Regions from separate parts of the Mus musculus genome. Here regions 1 and 2 are each linked to region 3. The links are chromatin loops, found by intact Hi-C in ENCODE. Cell type or tissue: heart. All regions are shown on one strand.

Region 1 (8,000 bases), 67 kb before region 3:
ATGAACTAACCAGTACCCCGGAGCTCTTGACTCTAGCTGCATATGTATCAAAGATGGCCTAGTCGGCCATCACTGCAAAGAGAGGCCCATTGGACACACAAACTTTATATGCCCCAGTACAGGGGAACGCCAGGGCCAAAACGGGGGAGTGGGTGGGTAGGGGAGTGGGGGTGGGTGGGTATGGGGGACTTTTGGGATAGCATTGGAAATGTAATTGAGGAAAATACGTAATAAAAAATAAATTATAAAGAACTCAGTAGTACAGCTTGCTCAGCATGACCTAGACCCTATACCCAGTCTCCAGTAACACATGTTCACATGTATGTTCACATGTATGTTCACATGTATTACTCTCTGACTCAGGGTCCTAGGTAGAAAGCAGAGGGTCAGACTGCACAGGACTCTTTAACTGAGTTCAGGTACCAGTGTGGGGATCAAAAACAGGCGCTAGAATGATGGAGCTGCTCCAGCTTTGAGTAAAGTCAGCCCCCAAAATCCCTAACCCACTTTTAATGGCCCAAGTAAAATAAAAAAATTACTCAACTCAAATAAGAAAACTATATCCCATTAACCTTTCTCTAAAATAAGGATGAAGAATTTATTGGTTACAATGATCTGAGGAAAAGAAAAATCACCATTCACATCATAAAATTCATACAACTATAAAAACAAATAAAATATAGATCTTCAAAGGCCCTGGAAAAATGCCCAATGTATCATTAAACAAAACAAGCACACAGAGTCAAGTACACAATAATGTGTCAGCTTTTGCATTTTCTAACAATGCCTACCCTTTCACATTCACACAAATGCAGAAATCTGAAAACACGCATCACAAACAGTGCTGCACAGGAGAGGGCAGGCATAATAAATGGCTGACAGCACTAGACAACTCTTATTTGCTATTTAATATTTTTCTGTACCACTTGAGGGTTTTTCACAAGCTTAATAACTTAGAAAATAATCCTATCCTCCCTAAAGCAGCTTGGTACAAAGGAAGGTACTAAATGCACAGTAAGATTCCATAAGAATTCAGTACTTTTAAAGATCTTTCAAATTCTGAGGGACACATTTTATTTCTGCCAATTCTGCTTAAAGTCAAGCTATGTAGTATATAAACCTTCTGAAATAAAAATACAGTCAACTCAGCTTCAGTAAACCCACAACTGAGAATCAGTGTCTCCAAAACCAGAGTGGCCTGGGGCCCCGGACTACAGCCTAGAATTACAAGTTGCAAATTCCTGTTCATAATACAGACTTAAAATCATAAAACATTCCCAATTCAATGGTAAAAACTATTATTTAACAGCACTTTTCCAGTTGACTTTTTAAAGCAGTCACTGGTTTGTAACTGCCTTTACAAACTGCTTAGTAAATTTCACTAGTGAATACTTCCTAAGTTTGTAAACTACCTTAAATTGATTTTCTTATTAACTTATTCAGCTTTAAAATAGGACCTAGACTAACTGCGAAGATTAGCTAAAGATTTCTAGGTACCTTCCGGCATGGAAGCTACCAAGGAATAAATGCCTCTCTTCTCTCTCCTACCTGCAGTGTGTGAAGAGAACAAAGAGCCTTGCATATGCCAATCAACATTCTGTGACCAAGACAGCCCCAAACACCCTCGTCTCTGCTTCCATTATCTCTAGGACCCAGAGTCTAAACAATACTCGACACAAACTGCTAAGAAACTGGTTAATGTTGCACCATGGTTACAAAACATGAAGTAGATTTGATTTGTAGATGCTCTTCCCCACACCATAAAGTGCCCCACGGTAACTGCCAGAGAAGTAGAGCAGCAGGTCTGTGTACAAGAAGCACCTGACAGTCACCTGCTTTAACACTGCGCTGGCATGAACAGTTTGTTACACTGTATGTAACCTACAATTTCATCTCTATAGACACCGACACAGACATTTCATTGTCAGAGCCCCAACTCGAGCCTCTGTCTCACCAGTGATGCTGATAGTTCAGTAGCATGCTTTTTTTCAGGAAGTCTAACTTTTGTTTGTCTTCAGCCTTCTCTGTATTGTATGTTTTCGTACAAACGAGCTTACAGGTTTCCTTCTTATTAAACGTAAACTGTATAAAAAGAAAGTAGAAAGTACATTAATAAAAATTATGCAAAAAGATACAGGTTCTACCTAAGACAGCAGTTTAAGTTACCAGTCCTGGTGATAAACATAAAATGCACCACAGCTAACTCAGGGAGCTGAACCTTCAATTCGCTTCTCTATAAAGTCTCCAATTTTTCTTATCTAAGTGGATTTTTTTTTTTTTGTATTCTGCTAACTTCAATCTATTCATCCTCTACATGTAACTGTGACCTAGAAGAACAAGGCAGAACATTTCCCCATAGGTGCCTTCTACACTTCTGGAGCTGCTGGCTTCTAGTAACAAGAACCCAAGATTTCTGCACTATCGTCCAAGTAAACAGGAACCAATCAAGTGCCCCTATGTCTCCCTAGGAGACTCAGAAGTGACCACAATGCCACATTTGAATATCTAAAATTAAAGCAAACATGACCCTTTACTCAGGCTTAAAAGGCTGCTAATTCTCAGGATTCTAAATATAAAAAAGGTAAAATTAAAAATTAGTAACCAAATTTAAAAATTAGAAGTTCCTCCAATTTTGAGTCCAGAATTACTTAACCTCCCCCCCCCCCCCACTCACACACACACCACTCACATACTTTAATAATAGGTTCATGATGATGTACTGGGAGCATTTAAGTCTTAATTTTAAAAATGCAACTCATTGACTGGAGAGATGGCTCTGTCTGCTCTTTCCAGAGGGCCTGAGTTTAATTCCCAACAACTACATGGTGGCTCACAATGCAATGGGATGCAATGACCTCTTCTGGTGTGTCTGAAGGGATCGACAGTGTACTCACATACATTATATAAATAAGTCTTTAAAAAATAAAAATAAAACTGTGATTCATTGGGCTGAGGGGTGAGGAGTAAAGCAAACTGCAGAGCGAGAGGGCACGAATGAGGCTCTGGTTCAACATCCAGCACAAAAAAAAACAAAACAAAACAAAACAAAAAATACCCCCATATAAATATCTTCATATTTTCAGAAGGCTGAGACATATCAACTATATAAATAAACCTAATAATTTCTAATGTAAAAATCACATTTTGCTGAGCAGTGGTGGCGTACGCCTTTAATCCCAGGACTCAGGAGGCAGAGGCAGGTGGATCTCTGAGTTCAAGGCTAGTCTGGTCTACACAGTAAACTCCAGGATAGCCAAAACTACACAGAGAAATCCTGTCTCCAAAAACAAAACAAAAAAATTATGTTTTTCTAAATAGTCCAGTTGACTTGTCAGTTTTGATTTCTCTTAATATGCTGCAGTTTGGCCTCAAATTCAGATTCTTCTACGTAGGCCCCCAAATGCTGGGGTCCCTATAGGTGTGTTCTAACAGCTGGCTAGTGGCCTGCTTCTGTATGTTATTAACACCCCTACACCAACTTAGCTGAGGTGAATGTTTACGTGCAGCCCACTGCTGCCATCTGTCAGCCAACAGTTTAATTTTCACCACATCACTACCTCCATCTAAAACACAGCATTGTAGCATTATTTTGAACATTAAGGTTCATTTTTAAAAACTGAATAGTAGTAACACAAAAGTACTAATATGACAGAATGAGAGGCACAGATGTCCAACTTAGATAAGGAGAGACAGACATCATCTCTGCTAACAGCATCCAACAGTAAATCTTACACCTCAATCTAATAGGTGGGAACTGGATTTAGCTGTCTCAACTTTTGTACTCAACTGTAAAGGAAAAAAAAAAACAACAAAGGAGAAAGAGCGGGCATCTTACACGTGTGCATCTTATACGTGTACACCATAAGAAGCCCATGGGCCAACGTCAGACATCCTCTTCTATCGCTCTCCATTTTAGTTCTCAAACAGGTTGTCAGTGGACCTGGAGCTCACTGACTCACAGCTCCAGGGTCTCCATGCTCCCCCGCTGGACTACGGGTACATGTGCTAATGTACCCAGCTTCTATGTGGGTGCTGAGGCTGAGTTCAGGTCATTATGCTTATGGAGCAAGCACTTTACCAACTGAACCCTCCTCCAGTCCAGGTAACAACTGATTACAGAGCAACAGTTAACAGTCAAGGCTCATGTATTCCACCCAATAAATGGGCAAGATTGGCCTTCTCCACATGTTAGATTAGAAAATCAAGGCATCAGAGACACAAACTAAGAAATGCCCGTCAGGATATGACCCAAAGCGTTGAGCTATAGAAACAAAGCTTCTCTCCTTATGCTTAGTTAGAAATTCCGTATTTGAAATCATTGTCACTTTTTATTTTTATGTGTATGTCCATATACCACATGCATGCTCAGACAGGCCAGATGACGGTGTTGGATCCTCTGGGACTGGAGTTACAGATATCTGTAAGCTGCCATGTGGGTGCTGGGACTCAACCCGGGGTCCTCTGAAAGCACAGGGGTGCTTTTAACTGCTGAGCTATCTTTCCAACCCTCAGTACTTAAGTTTTGATAAATATTTAAAAATGTTACTAGCTAGCAAAGGAACCAACCCTCTTTTGTGACACTCAAGCTTAATTTTGCCCTATTTTACTTAATTGTATTATATTGTGGGGTGTATATGCATGCAGAGAGGTGTAGGTGTGCCCATCTGCACGTATGTGGTGGGCAGGAGGTGTCTTGTATCACTCTCCATATTATAAAATACACATCTTTAATTTTATCGTATGTCCATGTGTGCAAGCACTACAACAGCCAGAAGAGGGCATGAGATGCCCAAATTTACTCTTCTGTTCACTCCTGTTCATTTCTGTTTTATCTGTAGGAAATGAAAACCCCAGTCTATATCCTATTCCTTAGCTAATTCTTTCGGCTCTACTTTAAAAAAAAACAAGCTGATTCTAAAAGTCCAACTATGTCACAATCTCCCCCTATGGTCTAAACCACCATCAAACCCTATCCAGACAGCTGTGAAATCTCCTGACTGGGGTTTTTCTTTATACCCCCTCAGTCTGTTCTCAACACGCCTCAATAGTGAGTGACCATGTAAGAGCCAAGCTGATGCAACAATGTCCAATCTTGCTCAGCTGTGAAGGGTCCAAAGTTTGAGTCACTGTTGTTTCTTGTGGTGGTAAGGGCCCCAAGCATGCTGCAAGTGCTCTACCACTCAACTGGGCCTCCTCCTGTAAGAGCCGTTACTCTTGCCCTCATCTCTCACCAGCCCCTCTCTCTCATTCCTTGCTCAGGCTGTCCTCCTTTATCTCTGTACCTTCAACAGCCCAGGCAAGTCCACACCTGGGGACCTGGCATCTTCTGTCTGCCTCTAAAATACCTTCCCGAGGCACTTGAGTGACTTACTCCCTCACTTATTTTTAAGGTCTTGTATTCAAATGTCACCTTCTCAGTAAGTCTTACCTAAAATGACAAACACTCTGTCCACATTGTTTTAGTTTTGGAAGTTCTTTCCCAAGTAACTGACATACTGTATTCTTTAGTTCTCTCCAGTCTCCTCCTTGCCATCAAGACCAAAGAGCCACAAAGGCCAGGGATTTCTCTTGTCCTGTCCACTGTTATATTCTACATCTGTAACAGTGCCTGGGGTATACACAAGTAGCTAACCCACAAATGTTAGCCCAGTGAATGGATGCATCAGTGAGTGTTTACAGGTACATGGGGTTTTACGATCCACACACTGTCTTAAGCTGTACTTTTCCTGACCTAAACAAATGTCCCAGAAAAAGGTGACCAAGCAGCCTTTAGATGGGGACCGCCCTCTGCTGCTGGTTATCACTACTGCTTCACTACACACTTAAGTAGGGTAAAAATATCTGAAAATAAAGCACAGGAGGGTCAAAATGAATTAAAGTATATTGTCTAACCAGGCAGTGGTGGTGCACACCTTTAACTCTGGCACTTGGGAGGCAGATGTAGTGAATCTCTGAGCTCAAGACCAGCCTGGGTGAGCTCCAAACTCACCTAAAGAAGTGAATTCCAAAATGGCCAGGGCTACACAGAGAAACTCTGTCTTGAAAAATGAAAAACGCCTGGTGTGGCGGCGCACGCCTTTAATCCCAGCACTTGGGAGGCAGAGGCAGGTGAATTTCTGAGTTCGAAGCCAGCCTGGTCTATATAGAGTGAGTTGCAGGACAGCCAGGGCTACACAGAGAAACCCTGTCTCGAAAAAGCAAAAGAAAAAAGAAAAACGAAAAACAAAAAAGAGGGTGGGTAGGTTATAGCTCATCTTTTAAAATAAGTTCAGGTTTTCTAATCAAAGTCGCATTCCAAAATAACATGACCCATAAATTTGAAAAATCATTTATGGCTGGTTTAGAAAGAAAACTCTCATTGATGGCCCAATACCATGCTTTCATATGCTGTAGTCTTCAAGAATCTCTTTAAATTGGGAATCGAAGAACTTAACACTTTTTGGTTTGGAGGACAGGATCTTGCTAGGTAGCCAGGATAACCTGGGCCTGCCCTTAGCATCTCCACAGACATATGTGTCACTATGTTCTGTTTAACACAGATCTTGACCCTAAGTTTCTGTAGAATGTGAAAAATGTTGGGTGCACACCTTTCTCTATTTAAGAATACTTCTGCTCTACTTTACCTCAGCTCCCAGGGCAAGAGATTAAATCTAGGATTCCCAGGACCCAAGCAAGGGTCCTACGAACATTTAGAAATGTCAAGAATTGGCTCCTTCTACAGATAGCAACTGTTTGTTCTGTTTTGCTTTATTTGTTTTGGTTTGGTTTTCCAGTTTACTATTGTACCAAAGGCTGTCTGTCTCTGGCAGTGTAAGACCCTGAAGCAGAGATCTGCCTGTTTGCCTGCCTCTGCTGGGATTAAAGGCCTGAGCCACATCCACCAGGCTCTTTCCACTTCCTAAAGGCCAGCACTAAGTAAACAGACACGTTAATATTTAAGTTGTCTGTCTAATTTCATAGATATGCCTGACAACAGCATCCACTACAAATGAATGCAGTATCAAAATAATCTCTCAAATTCATAACAAAGAATTATTGCTTGATGCTCCCCATAAAGACACACTGAATTCTTCCCCAGTAACTTCATTTCGAAAGGTCTTCAACTGTCTTTCAAAATAATTTAAAACTGTTGTTTTTTTAGAGCAGAGAATTGCAGATTAGATTATTTGAAGACAGAGTTATGACTTAAAATGAATCTGTAGGGGTTGCAGAGATGGCTCAGTTGGGAGCACTGGCTGCTCGTCCAGAGGACCCAGGTTTGGTGCTCAGCATCCACATGGCATCTCACAACCATCTGTAGCCAGTTCCAGAGAGCCCAATGCCATTTTCCTGCCCCCATAGCCACTGCACAAACATGGTACAGACATATATGCAAGCAAAAACACCCATACACTTAAAATAAAAACAAATAAATCATTAAAAAAAACAACACCGTAGTGGATAAATGTATGCAGTGTTTATATCTTCCTGCCCCTGAGGCTTCACAGAACGGGTTCTGCATGGAGGGGAGTGAGATGGTACTGGGACCAATGCAGACCCAGGGATTAGCTGGGTGGATGCTCCACATAACAAAGTGCCAAGAAGAAGAAAGTGCCTGGTGAAAAGAAGGCCAGATTGCTAAGGGTAGAGTCTAAGCCACAGAAAGAAGAATGGGAAGCCAGGAGAGGCAGCAGTGAGCTGAGGAATACATGGGGGTCGAATGCCATCACAGGAAAAGTTCTAGTAGGGTCAGATGCCCAAGGAAGCAGAGAAGGAATAATGCAAAGTACAGAACACATTAAAATAAATGTGTGTACATTATATATAAATATATTAATACACTAAATAAGTAACAATCTAATAGTATTTATAACAACTTGTATGTGTGTACAAATCTTCAGAAAATGCTAAAAAGAAACAAGTAGAACTAAGGGAGAAGAGAGACTTACTTTTCGTTTTATAGTCTTCCACACCACTAAACTATTTATACAGTGATGTGTTATAATTATAAATGTCTTAAT
Region 2 (8,000 bases), 810 kb before region 3:
AGACAGGAATTAGATTGGAGAGGGGTCACTAGGCAGCTTCATGGTGTGTATGTTTTACTGCCAGGAAAATCCAAAGCGATTGTAGCTAAGGGGAGCAGAGAATACACACGTGCTTGGGAGATGATTCTCCTAACTTTCTATGCTCTCCATGACTTAGAAGCTTAAAAGTGCTTCTGAGTATATGATTCTGTTTCTGTCCTGTAGAATTCAGTTTGCAGTTTGGGTTCAAAACTGGCGTCTCCTCAAACTGCTTAAAAAGTCACTGCTATAAAATATGTAAATTAATTATTGCCACCATTTTCTGATTGTAAATCAGGGCATCCATAAATTGAAAATCTATCCAACAGCCAGCCTGGCTCTTCTGCAAGAGAAAGGCAGAAATGAATGTTGGGCTACAGGAAGCACCAGAACACAGGTACTCCAATGCCCAACCTATCCCTTTCATTTAGCATGCCTAAATGCTTCCGAGGTTTCAAAGCTGGTTCTTAGAGCAGTGAAAAAGACATCTGCCAAGTTCATGTGTGCCTTCCCCAGATTGGCTACGGACTCAACTGTACGAGCTTTGATAACAACAGGAGGCAGCAACTGAAGGTCTGCAGCAGACACCTGTATCTTTTGTCTCTTGGACCATGGTCACTCACCTGCCTGGGAATTCTCCCTAAGAGAAGCACAGACGAGGAAGAAAAGACCGAGGAAGAAAAGACCGTGGTGAAGCCTGGTGGCATTCTTATTGCTGCTTTCGTTTCCTGCCTAAGGCACTGTCCACAAAGGCAATGGTCACAAATCCCAACTGCCAGTTCCCAGTCTAGGGACCGGGTGGAGCAGCCTCATCTTGGGGCCCACTAAAATTAGCTGACATGCAAATGTGAACAGGTCGGGGTGGGGGGAAGAAACCAGCAACGAAAGCAGCAGTGGTCACTGATGTATAAGACAGAGATGTAGAACCTTCTGGGTTGCATCTCCCTAATTTTCCAAAGCAAGGAGGGGAATTATTTCTCATACAAAAATTAGATGAGCACATTATATAGCTTGAAAGAACCTTAACCTTTAAAAAAAAGTCTTATCTAGGGTTGGCTCTTTTTTATGAGCTTTTATTGTTTTATGTCTTATATGAAAAGGCTAAGGAAACAAATATGCTCATAACAGCTTTATTTTATTGTTTAAAGACAAAAGGAAAAATCTTGCAACAAATGTTTTATTTAGTCTAATTTTAACCCACAGGACACATGTATGGTGCCAACATACTCTAGGAATTTATTTTAAATATTTTTTGTTAAAGATAGAAGTTTTTTTATTAAAAAAAACTCAAATCATAACATTTTGTGAAAGAAGTATTATAGTATATGCTTAGCAGTATATCAATAGAAAAATTGACTTTTTTGTATGAAGATGATCACTATAAAAGTATTTCCAGAAGGCAAATAGAAAGGGCTTAGAAAAACTGTTCTATCAATTGTCTCCTGAATTAAATTTGTGATTTGTTTGCAACTTAGTGTTTTCTAGCATCCCTTCCACATACATTAAAGACCCCACTCTACCATCTTTTAGAAAGTGATTGCTGCTGTCCCTAATATTAAAAAATAGGTTGAAGCATTGGAAACTCTTGCTGTGTGTATCCTAAAGGAGTATTTTGAATAAATACTTCATTTATTTTGAATAACACACTTCAATTCCAGTGTTTAGAGCAGGGGAAGTGTTTCAAATAAAGCAGTTCTTAAACCTTCCTACAGCAAGCCCTATGAAGGCATTTAGCTGAGATTTGCTACTTAGAATTTTATGCAAAGGAGACCCATTATTCTGTATCAAGTTTTCTTAAAAGATCAGTACAAAGCTACAGGTTGTGGGAATTTAAACTGTGAACAAAACTGTAAAGAAAACCAAGAGTGCTTTCATGGCCTCAGTTGTGTTTCCTGAGAACACACAGGGATGGTTAACTTTCACTGGTAAAGTGGAGCTTCCCTTACCTCTCACACTCCACCAGCCCTCAGCCATTTTAACTGCAGAACTGCAGTTACAAGCAGCGTTAGCATTTCTTCTGACAGCTTCACTAAGTTCTCTACCGTGAGTCCAAGGAGAGGTCCTTGCCTTGTGACTGCAGATTTCGAGCAGAGATTCTGGGAGGAGCTGGCACACCCCTCACCCTGTGTCCAGCTTCAGTATTTGTGGTTCAGGACACTCTTCACAAATATTAGTAATTCAAGAGAAAACAGTTTTCCCACAGTACAGCAGCATAGAATATGAAAGGAAGTTCTTCCAGGAATAAAAAGATGTGTGTTGCACCTGACCAGCCAGCCACATGCACAGACACACAGCGTTCATAAAGAAGGTGAGTGTGAAGCCAGGAACTCTGGCTTCAGGAGTACTTACAGCAGGCCCTGTTCTCTGTACACATTCTGCAGCCATTCTCCAATACCCACACTGAATTGATAATGGGTGCTTTTAATCTGAGAGCTCCCTGCCAAGCAAGACTGGGTTTAGGCTCTTGTTGATCACTGGCTTTTCCCAAGCAAACTTGCTGACCACATAATGAAAAGTAGGAAGGGCAACAATAATGCCAGAAGACTGTATTTATTAAGAGGTAAGAAGGCTGCACTTGCACTGCCTTGCTTACCAGTTAAGCAATCATAAGTGGGTAAATAGAGCTAGGATGGAGCAAATGGGGGCAGCCTCCCAGGCAAGAGCTGACCCACACCTTCTGCCCATCTTGGTCTTAGATGTCAGAAAACTAGGATTGAAGGTAAATACCCTCTTATGAGGACAAAAAAGCACAAATGTGATGCTCTAATTATAGCCACAATTAGAACTGGCAAGCTGGGGCTGGCAGTATATAGACTGGGTGGCTTCCAGAAAAACAAAACAAACAAACAAGAAGAAAGAAAGAAAACCCCAGAGGGTAGAGGTAACCACAACCACAACAACAAAAAGCGAAAAAGGAAAAAGAAAAAGAAAAAAAAAAAAAACTTCACTGCTCACTAGCCTGCACATTTAGATACAAGATTTCACTGACTGCTCTGATAATATCTGATAATACAATGTGCATTTGTGCCTGTTAATGCCAAAACCAGTGAAGAGCCCATTTCCACCCCCCAATCCTGTATGAAAACCCTGGGAGCTCTGCAGCACTGCACAAGTCAGCCTCTAACTTTCACACCTCACCTCTCCCACCATCGCCTACCGCTGACCTCAGGTACTGCTGTCTGCAGGAACATCCGTGAAAGCAGCTAGGCAGAACTACCTGGCCCTTTGTGTTTTCTACAAAAGTAGATAGCTCTCCTGTATCACCAGGGGAAGATATTTTTAAGTCAGTTTCCCAGTTGAATGTTAATTGGGAACTAATGAACAATCCAACTTGATCATTCTTATTCTGTATTTTTCTAGAAGCCAATGTCCCCTCCATGGATTTTTCTAAGTGTTAACATGATGCTCTATCTGTATTAATAAAAAAAAAAATCAGGTGCTATCTCAACATAATGATTATAGAAAATTAGGCAAAGTCCAGTGGCTTCAGTCAGATTCACAGTAGAATTAGCACATAGCCCATGAAAGTGGTTCCACAAGTACTTAAGGGCCTCTGGGAATCTCCCAGTTGCATTTTCAACCATTTTTTACTTTTGCTTCTAAGCAGCTGATTGAAGAAAAAGAAAGAGAAAGAGAAAAAGAAAAAGAAAGATGTATGTATCCTACACATTTGTCCACAGCAAGTTATGGGACTGAGCAGATAAGGGATATAATATAGCTCTGCTATTAAAAAGTCAAGAATAAAGCTTCCAGTTATGAATTTCACTTTCCACCTTACAACAGTGGGCTGATTTTGAACAGATTATAGGATTAAGGCTTCCTTAATTTTCCTCCCCAGTTAGACATTTAGTTCAGAAATCCTGCAACTAGAAACCCCTGTCAGGGTTAATATGTTCTGGCATGAATTCCTCAAGCATGCTTCATATCTAGAGGGCCAGGGAATAAGGAACAATGCAAAGTAAATGTAAATTTTACAAATTTGAGAAAGAAGAGAATGTCTGTCCTCATTTCTATTCCACGCCCCTACACCCCCACCCCTACACACACACAAGTTGGGAGGAGGCACTGTCACCCACACAACTCAGATGTGAAGTAGGTATACAGAGTGAATGCACACCTGTACCATGAGCGTCCTGTGGGTTAGAAGAGGCCACTGGGAGCGTGCTCCTGTCGGTGCCATTGTTCTGTAGGGGAAGTCTGAGCCCAGCATATCCCTCACACAGAAGTACTCTTACCATGTCTCCAGGCTTGACAGAAACGGCCACCACCACTCCAGGCATCGGGGAGCACAGAGTGCTGCTGGTGTCCTTGGGCACTTTTTCAAGCATGAATTTGTTCAGCTCTGCAGCAAGCTTGGTTAAAATGTGCACTTTGTACTTGAAAGAGAAAAAGCACAACAGAGGTCAAATGACGAATATCATCTAAAACAGCACTTATTCAAAATCTGCTTTTAGCTTTAAACTAAAATTACAATAATATCCTTTAAAGTCAAACATTCTAAAACCCTCCACATAACATTATTCATAACGGAGACAGGTTTTTTAAAGGAATTACTCATGATTAATTAGTGATATATAAAAAAGTATCACAGATCTTTAAGAAAACCATCTCAGAACTTTGTAAAGGAAAACAGTAAGGATTTTGCTTGAGGAACACTGCCGAGTGAGTGAGAGATCGAGCAGTGCAAAGCAGAGGAACCAGATCCTTTGAGTCCCTCAGCCTCAGGGAAAAGGCAGTGACACCGAGTGCATACCAGTAGATGGCAGCAGATTGCTGTCGCACGCCTCCCACACCTCTGAAGCAGCTACACCATGTAGATTATTAAATAGAGACAAAGGCTTCAGTGTTCATTTTGAGAAAAGAAGAGAAAAGTCCTTAACGTTCAAATATTTCTCAGTGACATAAAATGTTATATTCACATCAAAATGTTTTTCCTTTTAGGCACATTACCATGTAGCCTTTTCTCATATGACAAGCCAGCTAGTAGAAAGACAAGATGTAATGAGAATATCTTTTGGGCCGAGATATGATAGCACCAAGATTTGTAAAACACGGAAAATGCCAGGCACATCAGTTTTCATGGCATAGCAAAGGTGGATGGCCAACAAGTCAATCTTAACATTTCTAATACAGACAATACCTACTGGACAGGAAACATCCCAGATAAATATATGAACCACGATTCGCTCTACCCAAACAGAAAATAAAACGCTTTGAGGTAGGGAATTGGTTTCTGGTTCCCACCAGATCCGGTCTCTCTGGGGAGGACAGAAGCAGCACCCACTGGGCAGCTCCATTTTGTTGGAGGAAAGCTGCTGTAACTCAAAGCCTCCTGTGGGCATCATGCTGGCAGGGAGGCCGAGGCAGAATCTGATTCCCACTTTGATTCTGCCTGGGGACAGTGGCACTCTCCAAGTGGCTCTTTACAGGGCCTATTTAAAGCAGGTGGGGGAGGCCCCACAGAAGAGCTTTGATAGCCTAGGTTCCAAGCAGATTTTCGACACTGTGACAGGTTGAATAATAACATCTTCTGGGTGTTTCTTTACTCCTGAGTGTGTGTTTTGCAATCAAGACATAGAAATGTCTGCCAGTTCCTGAAGGATATGATCCTTAAGTGAAATTACAGCACAAATAAAAGCTTTTTGCTCCTATTAAAATTCATCTGAGTCATAAATGACAAGGGAAAAGCAGGCTGCTGTCAGTCTGACGACACCCTGGGCAGAGGGACTACGCATCACCCATGAATTGTACTTCCAAGGCCCTCATTAAATCCTTGGGAACCAAGGGGGGACATAATTGGGCCAAATTGCACAGTTTTAGTATCTGTGCTCTATCTCCCTTGGAACAGAAAGTCCGGCAGCACTAGAGGCTCGTGTGTACCGGGCAGTAAGTCCAGCAGCACTAGAGGTACGTGTGCATCAGGCGGGTTTCATTTCTAGCAGCATCACTAGGGTGTCACTACTACGTGACCAGCTGGCATTCTGCCCCAGGGATTAGTTTTCACTGTAGCATTCAGATCTATTTTCCCCCTGGTTTTCTTTAACTTCAAAATATGAATTTAGGAAAAGTATATACTGAGAATACAATTTAACAGCTTTTCACCACAGCAAATAGGCTTAAGAACCAATACTTCAGCTATCTCACAACTAAGCCTCAATGTGAACAAAGCTAAGGCTGTCTTCAGACCATTTCTCCTGAGAGGCCCAGATCCTGACAAAAAACTGGGTCCCTTACTATTTTTATAACTTTCATATCTTCTAAATTCCTTTCTCTGTAGGGCCCCTGCTTTGCTTGGAAAGAGATGTAAAAGAGTCCAAAACTCAGTGCTTCAGACACAGCCTTTGTTATTGATGAGATGTTCCTTTCCCTTTTGTATTTGTTTATTGTTCTTAAATCTGTTTAGGAATAAATGACTTATTGTAATCACAAGTGAAAAATAACAAGGAGTGGATGCCTCAGGAGAGGTCTTGTTGAACATGGCTGACTCAGAAGTGACCTTTCTGATTAGGAAAAGAAGAGAGAGAAGCTACACTTCTTAAGGATACCTTTGATGTTGTCCTGATTATCACAGGCCATCTTAAAACAGCCTCTTGTCGGCCCTGCAGTTTGTATGTAGAGTCAAAAGTCTGAACCGGCCTCGTTGGTGCCGCACATGGGCCCATCCAAGAAGACATCCTAGTTACAACCATAGATGTTTCCTAGTGCCTGCTCTCCAAAAAGGGGGCCACTGCAGTCTGCACTAGGACTTACAGAGCTTAGCATCTGAACTGGGACTCATTGTTTTCTCTAGATTCTTGGGGAGAGGTGCAGTTAGCTAGCTGAGGATTCAGGAAAGGGTCTTTCTAGCAATAGCAGAGCTCAAGTCTACTTCTATGATGGGCACTTAAGTGTTTTCAGATACTGTAACTACGTAAGTTCAGGGGTGTGTCTGTGTTCATGCAAAGCACAGTGTTGATGTTTAAAAGGCTGGCTGCTAACAGAGAGAAGTATAATCATGAAGGAGGACAGTTTTTCATTCCGTGTGGGTCCAGAAGAACCAGGGTATGGTGGTGAAAAGGTCCATAAAGGTCAGCTCTGGACTCAGTAGTAAAACCACTTCCCTCTACTGGTTTTAGGAAGCTGTCTCCAAACCACTGTCATGGGAATGGAAAGTTTAAAAAAAAAAAAAAAAAAAAAAACACCTCACCAGGTAAATTAGAAAACAGGCTCTCTCTGGGAGCAGTTTAGATGGCTTCTTAACCCAAATGTGATAATCATAGAAGGTATTTGACCCAATTATGTAAAATCGCCCCCCAAGCCAAGACTCCAAACAAATCCATTTTATGCTGTCTATAATGTAAAAACATATCTAGTGAGAAAATGTCATCCAAACATTTAAAGAAAAGAAAGAAGAATCAACAGCAAACATGGGAGATACAATGAGAACACTGCACACAGCGGGCAGTTAGGAGGAGGGCCGTGGGACCAGCATAGGACCCACTGTGGCTTTGGGAGAGAGTGCAGGGTAGAACAGGAGAGGTTTCCAGAGTGATATGCTCTGCTGACTGCTACATCCTGCAAGCGGGCTGCCCACCTGTGGGAGAACATGCCTCAATCTATTGATTATATGCACGATTCTCAGTCAGCAGCTTTGGACAGAGAAGCACTCCATCCATGTATGATCAGCTCCAACCTGATGGGCTCTGTTATTTGTCTAGTACTCGAGGCAGGCCCCCTGATGGAGATTGAAGTCTGTGAATGCCTTTCCAAAGCCTCTACATATACAGGTGATTTTTCAAGCCATATACACAGAGTTTCCATGATTCAAGGGTGTGGCCTTTGAATATGAAGTCCAGTCTGCTTTACACAGCCTTCAGCTGCAGTTTCAGAGCCTGTGAGATTTCTCTTGGAGAAGGGCTGAGCTCCAATTTCCCTTCTAACTCATTCGTCCAGGTCCAATTATGAGCTCCATAATTGATTTGATTTTTTTATGTCAGCTGTTG
Region 3 (8,000 bases):
TTCCTCCCTTTCAGGAGGGACGGCCCCTGAACTTTCCCCCAATTAACTGCTCTGACCCTTTCAGGCCAGAACCAAAGGGAAGCCATTGTTCTCCTCACCAAAGGTCTGGACATAACAAGGGGGATTTTACATCTCCTCGGTCAGAGAATGAGGAACTGGTGGTACTTTTGGTTTCTCCAAATGTTCTGACTGGGACCCTAACTTCCAGCGATGGGGGTGGATGAAGGATAAGGGTTAGCCAGTGAGTAGCAAAGGGGAACTGGTCGGGGTGACAAGAAGAGCTGGTCACATTCCATACAGCCTTAACCACCTGGGAGTCTAAGGATCGATTCTTCAGGCAGACATCCTATTTCAGACGAAGACCATATGGGTCTTCACAAAGGGTGCAGGAGTTTTCCTGGTGAAAAAAACAGACACCACGATCATCATCCTCTAAGATACGTACCTCTCACATACGTTTCAAAGGGGGCTTGGCAACTCAAAATCCCTCCCATCACACACGACAAACTAACTTAAAGTGACAGGGACAAGCTTACAAGCAGGCAATACCTGTGACACGGCAAATCATGGGCAGCCACCACACACTCATTCACCTAACCATCCCAGGGTCTCAGTGACATCTCAACTGGACCCTGTGGTTGAATCTGACCTCTCCTGTGTGTCCTAACTAGATGGTGCCTTCTACAGACAGGAGTGACCTCCAGAAGTGTGCAGACAAGATGACTTTCAAATTTGGGTTGGCATAGGCAGGTACCTATGGAGCACTTGGCAGAGGGCAGATTTTTCTAAGGCCCTGAAACATCTCAGAGTGTGTTAACCCCTAGGAGTCCTCTCCAGTCAGTACATTCTTCCTGACTCCTGGGGGGGGGCGTGTCCTGGGGCCCCTAAATATCAGAATCCAATCTCTGGAGATATCTCTGGGGCCTCCAACATGTTGTGGAGACTCCCACCATTAAAGACTATTTGATCACAGATTTGAGCCTATTGAAAGTCTTTAGTCAGCTGGTGTCTACAGATGGGTAATTGAGACCCAAGTAGTCCTGAGCCTTTCTCAGGGTACACATTTAAGCAAGAAGACACACAGTCTCTTCAAGCTTAGTGATTTTTGTTTCTGTTATAGCTAGACGCCTGCAACCATCACCGCACCACCCAGCTTGTGAGGATCCCTCTGCCCACTGGCAGGTCCCATTCTCCCCCAGCCAGGATCCATGCTACCACAAACTGGCTTTCGCTCTCTACAGATTGTTCTTCACCAGACATTTGGAACTGAGGGATTGGTCACATCTCTCAATGGCCTCTCCACGGCTCTGTGCTCTGATCATCTCCTAGTGGCACGCGTTTGTTACTGCTCGCTTGTCCCACCCTGTGCCACACTGTGAGTGCTCCCTCTAGTCAGGACCATTTCTTCCCCCTGAGCTAAACAAGGCCACTGGCCACCCACAACAGGCCACACCAGCCAAGTTTTAACTGCCGGAATATTGTCTTCTTTTTCTGTGCTTCTCACTGGCCATGAACACAGGTGAGGGAGAGGGGATGGACAACTTCAACCCATGTGTGACAGAGGTCAGTGTGTGAGTATGCTTTGTGTGTGTTGAAATGCTGACATAAACAACTTAAAGGCAAAAGGGAAGATTTTTCATTTACAGTTTCAAAGAGCTTGGTCTGTACAGACTCTTGTGGTAGAAGAGGGTTGCTTAACTTTACCTGAGACCGTATATAAGAGGAATAGGAAGTGGTTAGAGACAAGAAACTAGTCAAGAACCCTCCTCTAGAGACCTACTCCCCCCAGCTAAACTCCACCTCAGGAAGTTTCTAGAACCCCTCCCCCAACAGTGCCACTATCAAGATGCCATGCTCCCCTTGCCCGAGGACTAAGTTCCAAACTGTAACTAACAGTGTATAAACATCCTGTCCCCTCGCTTCCATGGAAGACCACAGGCATGTGTTTTATGCTGAGGGCTGGATTGCTCTCTGTCCCCTGTTAACGACACATGAACTAGGCATGTCACCAAGGGCAGTAAGCCTGGCCAAGTCCAGACCTTCATTCTGCCTAATTATGAAAGGATGCAGATGATCGACAAGGCAGGTATTTCCTACCCAGGAGCCATGGCTGCACATCCTTGTGGAAGGAACTGGAGCACAATAATTTATAAGCCACAGGATGATTCTCTTTAAATGTTTTGTTAATAGGGTGAAAAGATGGCTCAGTGGTTAGGCGTACCGGCTGCTCTTGCAGAAGACCTGTGGTCTAGTTAAGGTTTCTGCTTGTGTGAAGAAACAATGTGACCACAGCAGCTCTTAATTTCTTCTTTTTTTAAACCTCTTGCAACTTTTTTAAGTTTATTTTTTAATTAATGTGTGAGTGTTCTGCTGCATGCACACCAGAAGAAGGCATCCGATTCCTTTATAGATGGTCATGAGTCACCATGTGGGTACCGGGAATTGAACTCAGGACCTCTGGAAGAGCAGTCAGTGCTTTTAATGGCTGAGCCATCTCTCCGATCGCAACCATGACGACTCTTATAAGGGAACATTTCATTGGAGCTGGCTCACAGTACAGAGGGTTAGTCCTTTATTGTCATGGTGGCACACAGGTAGACATGGTGCTGGACTGGAGCTGAGAGTCCTACATCTGGGTCTGCACCCAGCAGGAAAACAGTGACACCGGGACTGGCTTGAGTATTTGAAACTGCAAAGATCACCCCCAGTGACACACTTCTTCCAACACAGCTACACCTTCTAAAAGCGCCACTCCCTAAGGGCCTGTTGAAGTCATTTTCACTCAGACCACCACAACCTGGGTTTGGATCCCAGCATGTCACATGGTGGAATCAGTGCTGAACATCAAATCCTAAAAGCCTACATTAAGCACATGCCCAACTACTGAGCTACTGCACCCCAACTCTAGGCTATTCTTACTCGTGTGTGTGTGTGTGTGTGTGTGTGTGTGTGTGTGTGAGTGTGTGTGTTTTCAGATACACTTGCTTGGGATTCACTAGACGCCAACTGTCCTCTGTCGCTCTCCACTGTACTTCCTGACCCGGGGTCTCTCACTGAACCTGGAGCTCACTGCTTCAGCTACACTGGCAGGTGAGGCCCTGGGATCAGTCTTTTCCCTCCTCCAGTGCTGGGGTCCAGGCACCAGGCACTCACTGCACATGGCTTGGGCAGCAAGCACTTTACCCACGGAACCACTGCCCCAGCTCTGTTCTTTGTGTATCTGCACACTGCCCACTGTTCTACAGAACTTAGAAATTACAGGTAGCTCCAGCTAGAGGATATTTTGGTTTAAAACAACTTCAGTACCAAATGCTCATGCGATCACTGGGGAAAATGGTAGGAAATATTTAGTTCAACAAGTAAACAGGATAGCAGGCTTGAAGATGATTCCACATTTTGATCACAGTGCATTCTAAGAGTAACCTGAATTGAGAGAGGACGTTTCTGTATCTGTGCCTGAGTGAAACGCAGTAGAAGAGGTTGAAGTACCAGTCTTTGCACAGGTCCTCTGGTGCCCTCTTCTGATCAGATGTGGTACTGAAGCCCAGGCTGAAGTGGGTGGGCCCCTTGGGGTTTTGTAAGGGTCCCCCTCCCAAAAGGCCACACTTCTGTTAAACCTTCTGCAAGCAGACTAAGGACTTGGTCAGAACCTCATGACTGTGAGGAGATGAAATGTTGCAAAGTTATCTTGGGCTAGCTTTGGCCCCTGTAGTTGCTACTCATTGCAGATCTGTCTGACATAACACTCTTGTGACCTTCCAGTGTAGCCTTTGGGATGCATGAACAGACCACAAGCCTACATTGTCCCTAAGGTTGAGAATGTGACAGAGCATGCAGCGCTCCCTTCAGCATGGTGAGACCCACAGCAGACATGTCCCCATTTTGCTGTAACACAGGTAAACATGCCTCCACCAATGGATTTGGAAGAGCTTTAGGGGTTTTTCCTGTACTTATAAGAACATGCCATGTATGAACAGTATTTGGGGCAACTTGAATCCATCTTCACAGGCCTTAGTCATGCATTTTGCCTTCAGAATTAACTACTTCTTATTCCCTTTGAGGTGAGAACTGTACTGTGTGTGGATAGAGTTCTGGTAAAGCCAGCGGGACATTTCCTTGGAATAATGTTTGTAAATGCCTAAAGTAAAGCAAAGAGTGGATGAATTACTGTATGGAAATACAGAGACACTAGCACTGGAGTGCAGAATAAACGTGTTTGTGATTTAATAACTTATTAAACAATTAGTAAATTATAATTTCAAAGTTATGAGACATTAAACATAAAAAAGGAGAAATGTTCAGATCTCTATAGCAATGGCAATCTGTATGTAAACACCTGTGGTTTTTGCCAGCGGAAAAGCAGTAGAGGATGTGTTGAGGAAGTTCTCACAGCTGCCAATAACAATACACCACAAACAGGGTGGCTTAAAGTGAGATTTTCATGCTCCTGCTCGCCTGGGAGATGAAGTTCTAAACTCTAGGTGTAGTCAGGACCATGCTCTCTCCAGGGCTCCTGTTTCATCCAGCTTCCGGTGAGCCTGGGATTTCCATGGCTCATGGCTAGACTACTCCATCTTTGCTTCTGTCTTCATGGACTTGTCTATATAGCTTTCATTATGACACGGGACATCCTGAACGGTACCCAGGGAACAGCTATTTCAAGGCAATAAGCATTCACTGTGGTCACTGTGTCCTGCTGTGATCAGAGAGGATGCCCTCGCTGCTGAGCAGGATCCAGACAGCATTGTCAGGTAGCATGGTGCTTTGTGCGATCAACCCCAGGCTTCTAGCATTCCAGAGATCAAGGCAAAGCAGAGACATTTAGATAGGAAGAGTATCTTGTACTGAGGCTTGTAGAACTTGGTTTGGGTCTAGGATGTTGGGAGAATGAGAACCATCAAGACAAATATCAGATGTCAGGAACAGAATAAGATGAAATAAAACCCCAGAAAGATGTTTGATACATAGCTTAAAAGTTGCACTATTTTATTAAGTACACACACACAGAGCCACCTTGGCCATTGTAACATAAGCTAGGGTCATATGAAGAAGAGAACCTCGGTGGGAAAATGCTTCCACAATACTGGCCCATAGGCAACCCTAGGCATTTTCTTGAGTAGTGATTGATGTCGGAAGGCCCAGTCCACAGTGGACAGTGCCACCTTCAGCAGGCAGTCCAGAGATGTCTACGAAAGCAGGCTGAGCCCGTCATGAGGAGGGAGCCAGAGAGCAGCATTTCTTCAGTTCGTGCTTCTAGGTTCCGGCCCTACTCAGTGACTATAAAGTGCAAGATGAAATAAACCTTTTCCTCTCCAGGTTGGGTTGGGTCAGAATTTTTATCACAACAACTTCTCAAGAGGCACACACCACAGTGCTTTACTTTTGACGTAGGTGTTTGAGATTTGAATTTCAATTTTGGATGGCAAGTGAACCTTACTTACTCACTGAGCCACCTGTCCAGCCTGAAGAATTAAAAAAAAATTTTTTTTTTACTTTTTTGTTTTATGTGTATGACTTTTGGCTGTGTGTACATGGGCGCATCGTATGCATGACTGGTGCCAACAGAGGGCAGGAGAGGGCATCGGATCCCAGGAACTAGAGTCATGGGTAGTCGTGAACTGCTGTACCAATATGGAGAATGGTGCTCAGGACCCCTGGGTGAACAGCAAAGGGCTCTTAAGTGCTGACCTATCTCTCTCTCCAGCACTAACACTTCCCCCACCCCTGGTGGAGGCGGGGATTGACTTTTAGAGACAGGATCTCACTGTGTACCACTGACTGGCCTAGGACTTGTTCTGTAGGCCAGGCTGTCCTCAAATCAAAACCACCTGCTTCTGCCTCCTGAGTGCTGGGATTAAAGGGATGTTATTCTACCACCACTGTGCTCAGCTCTGGGTGATCTTTACTAACTTATTTTTGATGTGTAAGAGTTTCTCTGGTGGTGGCTACATGGCAGGCACATAGCCCAGGATGTCTTTGCCTGAATCCCCAGCTTCATATGTCACTGGATTCTTGCAGTTGCAATGCTGCCAAAGTCCTTCACTCATGTTATGGACCAGACAGATCCTGCAGTCTATTTGAAGTGTTTGGATCAGCTGTGATCCCGGCTGTGATATCCCAGTGATGAATGAACGTGGTGTCTTGTCAGGAGGCATTTCCTGACAGTTTAGTTCTGTTTATTTTTTGGTGGTGATCTAAGAAAATGGCCAGGTCTGGTGGCTCAGGTCTGTACTCTCAGCTACTCAGGAAGCTGAGGCAGGAGGATCACAAATTCAGTGCCCGCCTAGGGTACAGAGTAAGTTCAAGACTAGCCTGGGCAGCTGAGAGAGCAGTGTGCCCTCAGTTGGCTCTCTCTGTGGGAGCCCCAGTGTGTCCCTGGACTGGCTTTCTCCATGGGAGCCCTGGGCTTCTGCAGGGTCTGCCCTGGGCTGTCAAAGGTCACCATCTCTACTGTGTCACTACTTCAGTCTCTCAAATGGAGGATCCTTTTCATTCCACTGCTCTAAGTTGAGCCAGTGAAGTACTGTACCATTAAGCTATACCCCAGTAGACTTCATTAACTAAAAATAATTTTCTTTGCAAAGAATCCACACAGAGCTCGCTTTAGAGAAATACTGTTGTTGTTGCCTCGTGGGGTCAGTGGCTAAGAGCAAGGGATTAGCCCTGTAGTGAAGTTCTGGCCTGTTTCCTAAGCTGTGTGACTCATCCTGAGAAACAGCTTTCTAGTCTATATATGGAAATTCATCCAATGAAGTTCTTAGAGTATTTTTTTTTAAGATTTTAAATTTATTTTAGCTGGGTGGCGGCGGCACGTGCCTTTGACCTAAGCACTCAGGAGGCAGACATTGGCAGATCTCTGCGTTTGAGGCCCACCTGGTCTACAGGGTTCCAAGAGTGCCAAGGTTACACAGAGAAACCCTGTCTTGAAAAAAAAATAAATTTATTTTTTATTTTATGTATATGAGTGTTTTGTCTGCATGTGTCAAGTGTGTGCAGTACCGGTGTGTAGCACACATATGTGTACTGTATAGACATAGGTGTGAGGGCCCCAAAACAGGCCTTGGATCCTCTGAACTGTAGTTACAGATGGTTATGAACTGCTGGCTGGGTGCTTGCAACCAAATCCTAGTCATTTACAATACAGAAAGTTGTCTTAGCTGCTCAGCCTGTTGTAACTGATTTGTGAAAGGAGGCTTATAGAAGACTTCCCCAGCACACTGCCAGGCTACAAGCTGATATTACATTACCATCACAACTACAATAGTCAACCAATTACACTAAAAATACGGCTAACCAAGGAGAATCTGCTGCCTTCTCACAGTGTGCCCGCCATGCTCTGTTTCTGCCACCAGGGGGCATAGGATGAACCCAAAGTATTGAGAAAGCCAATCTGGTACTTCCCCTTGGGGGCAGTCTAAAGTTGCATGCCTGGGTGCCTCAGGGTGTATCCTGGATCTCCACTTCAGGTTCTAAAGGCCAGACTTTATCTGTGGCAATATTAGCTGCTAACTGCGTGTTTGCTAGGCTGTTAGGGAAGTCTGGGGTGTGTGTTTGTGTGTGTGCTTGCACATTTAAGTATATTCTTTTTTTATGTTCATATTCTTTTTTGTTTTATTGTGTTATTTTATTTTATTTATTTACATTTCAAATGTTATCCTCTTTCCTGGTTTCCTCTCTGCAAACCCCCCTATTCCATCCCCCTTACCCTGCTTCTATGAGGGTGCTCCCCCCCCCCCCCCCCCCCGCCACCTACCCACTCCCACCTCCCTGCCCTAGCATTCCTCTACACTGGAGTATCAAGTCTTCATAGAACCAAGGGCCTCCTCTCCCATTGATGCCAGACAAGGCCCCTTCAGCTCTTTCAGTCCTTCTCCTAACTCCTCCATTGGGGTCCCTGTGCTCAGTCCAATGGCTGGCTGTGAGCCTCCGCAACTGTATTGGTCAGGATCTGGCAGAGCCTCTCAGGAGACAGCTGTATCAGCCTCCTGTCAGCAAGCACT

The links. Peaks named below come from ENCODE experiments on the same cell type or tissue, not always from the same donor. Only the 100,000 strongest peaks of a DNase experiment are listed, where the experiment ranks them.
Region 1: a loop joins it to region 3, with 5 times the contacts of the local background. A loop is called at or near these places in 17 of 42 quality-filtered maps.
Region 2: a loop joins it to region 3, with 9 times the contacts of the local background. A loop is called at or near these places in 7 of 42 quality-filtered maps.

What each region holds. Positions count from the first base shown.
Region 1 is chr14:122,127,362-122,135,361 of GRCm38, reverse strand. It overlaps Tm9sf2 (transmembrane 9 superfamily member 2), which reads right to left. Exons shown (of 17, transcript NM_080556.3): 4 at 1,955-2,082. Among named protein-coding and RNA genes, the nearest start is that of Tm9sf2, 24 kb to the right of the region's middle. In heart, a CTCF peak has its summit at 4,766 (motif pointing right); no DNase peak of the experiment used is centred here.
Region 2 is chr14:122,873,158-122,881,157 of GRCm38, reverse strand. It overlaps Pcca (propionyl-Coenzyme A carboxylase, alpha polypeptide), which reads right to left. Exons shown (of 24, transcript NM_144844.2): 22 at 4,254-4,394. Among named protein-coding and RNA genes, the nearest start is that of Gm46488, 34 kb to the left of the region's middle. In heart, a CTCF peak has its summit at 4,777 (motif pointing right); a DNase peak (open chromatin) is centred at 4,777; H3K27me3 peaks cover 228 bases.
Region 3 is chr14:122,060,248-122,068,247 of GRCm38, reverse strand. No RefSeq gene overlaps it. Among named protein-coding and RNA genes, the nearest start is that of Timm8a2, 30 kb to the right of the region's middle. In heart, a CTCF peak has its summit at 7,353 (motif pointing right); DNase peaks (open chromatin) are centred at 3,527 and 7,357; H3K27me3 peaks cover 5,929 bases.